Regions from separate parts of the Homo sapiens genome. Here region 1 is linked to region 2. A link is a loop called in an ENCODE intact Hi-C map of the cell type or tissue named here. Cell type or tissue: transverse colon. All regions are shown on one strand. Links, peaks and the distances in the headings refer to the core of each region. The heading gives the core; the rest is flanking DNA.

Region 1 (2,802 bases), core at 160-2,659, 550 kb after region 2:
GCCTCAGGCATAATCTCTTTGTGCCACTGTTGTTTTCATACGTGAAATCAGGACGTTAACTCCTTCTCTGCCCACCTTCCAGCAAAGGCATTGCTTAACAGGCCCTACTGGCTCCCTGTCCTCTACAGAATTAAATCCAAACTCTGGAAGGTGGAATTGAGGCTCTTGCTGGTGCGTCTCTTTCCTTTTGCATCTGTCATTATGGTCACATCAGTCTCCTGGATTTCCTCAGACATTCTTTGTCTTTCTGTGTCCCTATACATCCTTGCGGGGCCCTACCTCTGCCTCAAATGCTCTTTCAGAATTGGCTTGTCCAGAGACTTTCTAAACTTAAATGGCACTTTCTCCCCTGTGCAGAATGGTCACTACCTCACCCATGGCTGGACCCATGCCTCTTTAGGCATCCTTCTAACAGAGTATTAATTCCATTTTATTGTCTTGTTTATGTACCTTTCTTCTCCCCCTGGTTTCTCAAAGACTTTATATACCCCTGCCTATCCCCTGTTCCTGACACACAGCTGAGTGTTAAATAAGTGCTTGTATTGTAGTTGAATGTATCAACATAGACTGATTCCTTAATATCTGTTATTGCAGCGGGAAAGAAAGACTCATGGGTGGAAGCTACAAAGAAGCAGGTTTCAGTTGAGTATTCAAAAGAATTTCCTCAGAATCAGAGCTGTTTAGCAAGGACCTGGGTCTCCTTGGTGTACCTGGGGACTTGTGTGCTGTCCGTAGCTAGGAACGCCTGCTGTCAAGAGCTGTACCCCACATCTGTGACAGCACAGCCCCTCTTGTGTGGTGCTGCTGGAGCAGGAAGGCAGAAGGGGCTGGGGTTCTCTGAAGCCATTATTTAAAGGATATTCCTCTCTACTGATTAAATTCTCACTTGTCTCTCCCTTTATTTCTTTGATTTCCTGCTAGTGTTCAATCAGCATTTGTTGACTGAGTGACTCTGTTTATTTGTACAACAGTGACTTTTGTTCTGCAGAATGGAATAATCCAGTCTGGAACACGAATTCCATGTCTGATTTAGGGAGAATGTTTGCTGTCTTCATTTGTAGCTCTTTAGTTTGACCAAGCACTCCCATTTTGAGAAGAAAGTTATTGAAGGTCAGTGTGGTCTATCCCTAAGTCCTTCATCATCAGCAGTCCAGGCAGTATTTGGGAAGTTAGAAGTTTCTGAGAGTGACCATGTCTTATCCCCTTCTTTATTTTTCATACCATCTAGTGGTGTCTTGCACATAAATATTCATCAGTTTAAATTTGCCTTCTAAAATTATTGATAGTTGACATTTAACCACTGACTGGCAAATAAGATCCAATCAAAATGTCATGGAGTAAAGGGTGTTTAAATTCTTTAGCTGTTCATCCCAAAATTTCCTTTAGAAATTAACCACCTGCCATAGGGAAGATGCGTAGATGATTAGGTTAGAAGTTAGATTGCAACTCTTTGCAGCTCGTTCTGCTAACCCTATTCACCAATTAGCCTCACTCTTCAACTGCCTCCGCTAAAGATACTGAACTGAAACTTGCTCCCTATGGCAGCTACATGGAGAAGCTATGGTTTTGACAGGTAGCATATGACAATGGCTATTCCACTATTGAAAACCTGGGCCTCTGACTTAGGTGCCCCCAATCTCACCTCCCCACTAGTACACATATACATGTAGTTGAAAGTCAACAATTACAGTTGTTTTCAATGGAGTATAGAAATAAGAGAGAATTGGCTGGGCACGGTGGCTCACACCTGTACTTTGGGAGGCCGAGGTGGGCGGATCACCAGAGGGTCAGGAGTTTGAGACCAGCCTGGCCAACATGGGGAAACCCCATCTCTACAAAAAATACATGTGGTGGTGTTAGCCTGTAATCCCAGCTACTCAGGAGGCTGAGGCAGGAGAATCACTTGAACTCAGGTGGTGGAGGTTGCAGTGAACCTAGATCATGCTGCTGCACTCCAGGCTAGGCGATAGAGTGAGACTTCTCCAAAAAAAAGGAATAAGAGAGAATTTATCTTTGCCTAGCTCTTCATGTCTTATTAATTAAAATAGACTACTGCTTACACAAAATATCCAGCAGAGTCAAAATCTTAGAGTGGATACTGGTTACTTGCAAGCTTTTAGCATTTAACAGAATAAAAAGAAATAGATATCCCTGGATTTGTTTTCTTACAGGTGATACTAGTGAAAAAGATCCATGCTTTCATCCATCTGAAGGAAAATACCAAATGAAACAAAAACCAATGATAGCTTCTCCCTCTCTGCTCTAACAATAAGCAGTTATATTTTCAGAAAGCAAATAAATGATTCAGCAGGAAATAGGTGGCATTTATTTCTTATGCCTAGCTCTATCATTTGGTGCTGAAAACACTTGCTCTGTGATGAGGACTCACTTCTATTCAGGCTTACGAGCTGCTGACTTAGGGACTCCCACATACCGGGAGAAAAATATTCTAGAACAGGACTTATGCTCAGGTCAAGGAAGTTCAAACCTCGATGCAGAGCAGACCCCTTGTTTATGAGACCTGGGGCTTTTGTGCAATAAAGAAATAGAAATAATCTTTATTAGCTAAAGTGGCAAAGCAGTAGAAAGGGGGATGATATATATAGGAGAGCCAAAGATCTGTGAGATCAGTCCCCTTGATTCACAAATAAGAAATGATTTTACTCCTTTCATTCCCACCCTCATTGTTCTGCTTAGTTGTGGTAAGTTCTTGAGGTGAGCAGTGAGGTTAAAACCATTTGGTTATGGGATTAGTTGAATTTAAGAGAAAACAATAGTTGGTGAATCCTTCATGTATGAGCA
Region 2 (2,802 bases), core at 152-2,651:
TCTTGGGGTGGGCACTTTATTTTTTGTCATTAAGATAGAAGTTGTAATACTGAAAGCATCTTTTTCCCCCTGTCTTTGGCCTCCTGTTACCACCCTATATCAGAACCCCTCAACTTGTTAAAGGTTTGCTTTTAAAATGGAAATAGGGGTGCACTTAAAGCATTTGGAGAAAATCATGTTGTCTCTGTCCTAGAAAAATATTCCCTCTACAAGGAGGAAAAATCTCTCTGGAGACTACATTTTTCAATTCTGGAGGGTCGCATGTTTGAAATGTTAATATGATTTTACGGATGAAAACTTTACCTGCAAAACATTTCTAAAATATGTGCCTGTCAAATTTATTTTTCCCCTAGAGGCAGTCCTCCCCACACATCAAAGGCAGCTCCTCTCTTGGAGACAGCCCTCTGCAATGAAGGAAGTGAGACTTTCTGTTACAAGGATACATGGCTCACACTGTTCGATTATCGTAAACTCTCCATTATCCAGTGTTTAGAGAGAGAATAATCCAAAAACCAATTCTTCTTATGAAGCATTTCCTTAGAATATTTGTATTATACCATTGTGATCTTGGAAATGTCCATCTCTCTGGTTTAGACAGACCAAAATACATTCATTTTCTTCCTGACCTTATATAGCCCCAATCATTATAAGAATGCAACTTCTCTCAAGATGCTGCAAAGCAAATCTATAGAAAATAGCTGAGCCATATGAATAATGGCAATGAACTAGAGCAGTAATTTTCATACCTTACAGGGCAGTGGATCAATATCCACTGGAAGGTAAGTTCCCAGGTGAGGCTGATGCTGCTGACCCAGGGACCACACTTTTAAAGGCATTGGTTGGGAGTGAAAATCTACAGTCTGTCTCTGCTGCAATTCCTTCTTGTAGTTCCACTTCACTGTGGTGTCTGCTGTGCATTAGTTCAGAGTATTCATCTTTTACTGGAATTATTTTACATGGATTCTCATTGGAATAAAGTTCAGTGAGTCTTTGTTGCTTGCAACCCAAACTGAATGAAAGTAAAAAGACACCGTCTCCTTAAAAAAAAAAAAAAAAAAATCGCTTACAGAGTAACTACTCTGTGTATATACATTTTCATGTGTGTGTGTTATAGAAGTTACAAAATAGTCAGAAGTCTGGTCTCAGTCCTGTTTAGGTTTATAGTTTTAATGTAGGGCAGCAGGGATCTTTGAATGTGTCTTTTCTTCAATTTCTTTGTGGTCAAATTCAAGTTGGAAGTAACTAAATAGTAACAACCACATTTATGTCAAGGTAGTAAAAAGGTGGAAGAGCCAAGTAAATTTGAGAAAATCATTCTTAACCTTTCCCTTCATTCAGCTCAAACCTATACAATAGTAATTTTCCCCAGCCCTTTCTACTCTCCAGGGTAAGTACTAGGGAAGAGGCTGATGCCACTATGCATTACTTTACATGAGAAGAATCAAATTTTACACTGGTGAGATATTGAGATCCTGACACTGGTACTCAATCTTCTACATTTCTCTATTGGCTTACATCAGTTGTCAAAGGTTGTGGATCATGTATTGTCTACTTTCCTAACACATGTCTTCTGCTGGTTTGTTTGTATTTGGTGTGGGGATGGGGGAGTGAAATATGAAGCTGCGTTACCCTTCAAAGTCAGCTCTTCCTCCTGTGATTCTTGATGCCTAGACTAGGAATGTGGGTGAGAGAAAGTAGGACAGCCATATTTTAGGGACTCAAGTCGAAACTGTGTTTGCTAGTCTCAATAAGTAAAGACTCTGTAATCACTGTGACCTCTTTGTTGTATATATGACTTGACTTCATCTAGCTCCAGGTGAAAATATTAGTCTCATTGAAAAAAAAAATCCTGTGAAATATGGGAAGTTATTGGACTTTTAGAATTTGGGCTGGCAAATGTTGAGAGTAAAGCTAGAGAAGAGCCATCCTGGGAGGTATCTTGAGGCCAGGCATCCAGTTTCATGCAAGGAAAAACCAACTAGTACAAGGAAGGTGACGTGAGTGACACCAGGCTGGATATTCACAATCCAGGCTCATAAACATCCTTCTACTGTACAAAATAAACAGAATGAATAAGACCTACTCTATATATTATAGCACTATATGGTGACTATAGTTAATAATAGTCATACATTTTAAAATAGCTTGAAGAGTGTAATTGGATTATTTGTCTCTTACAGGATAAATGTTTGAGGGGATGGATAACCTATTCTCCATGATGTGCTTATTTCATGTATATTTTGCATGGCTGTATCAAAACATCTCACATACCCCAACAAAATACATCCTTTCTACCCACAAAATTAAAAAATAATAATAAAATCCAGACTAGGCATCCAGGCTTGGGAGCTCTACCCTGGTAACAAGAGCATCATCTATCTGAGGAGCATACACATTGTTGAAAGAATTTTGTCTGAGGATAAAGCATAAGACCACAGAAATAAAAGTCCCAGCCTAGAGGCATGGAGAGAAGAGAGGAGGAGGAAGTAATAATGAAGGTAGAAGGAAGTGATGCTTACATCAGCAGTTATTTTGTTTGTTTCCTGTTCCATAGTATAACCTAGTGGCTTAGGGATATGTCCATATTTTCAAAGATTTCTCTAAGAACCAATATTTTTGTTTGTTTTATTTTCATTTTATGTATATTTGTTGGTTTTGAGATGGAACAAGAGTTGTCTGCCACGTTCTAATACATTGATAAAAGTATTAATAGTTTGCTTTTTGTAATGTAATCTTGCCAGACCAAAAGTATTTTGTGTTTTGTTCAATTTTTTGTAAGTTCCATGTTTGCTTGTTTTGTGC

What was found. Hi-C counts contacts between places; a loop is a spot of excess contacts. Peaks named below come from ENCODE experiments on the same cell type or tissue, not always from the same donor. Only the 100,000 strongest peaks of a DNase experiment are listed, where the experiment ranks them.
Region 1: a loop joins it to region 2, with 14 times the contacts of the local background. A loop is called at or near these places in 1 of 110 quality-filtered maps.

The regions. Positions count from the first base shown.
Region 1 is chr18:44,821,145-44,823,946 of GRCh38, forward strand. All of the region lies in intron 2 of SETBP1 (SET binding protein 1), which reads left to right. Among named protein-coding and RNA genes, the nearest start is that of SETBP1, 140 kb to the left of the region's middle. In transverse colon, for the core only: no CTCF peak of the experiment used is centred there; no DNase peak of the experiment used is centred there; H3K27ac peaks cover 1,033 bases.
Region 2 is chr18:44,270,970-44,273,771 of GRCh38, forward strand. No RefSeq gene overlaps it. Among named protein-coding and RNA genes, the nearest start is that of LINC01478, 260 kb to the right of the region's middle. In transverse colon, for the core only: no CTCF peak of the experiment used is centred there; no DNase peak of the experiment used is centred there.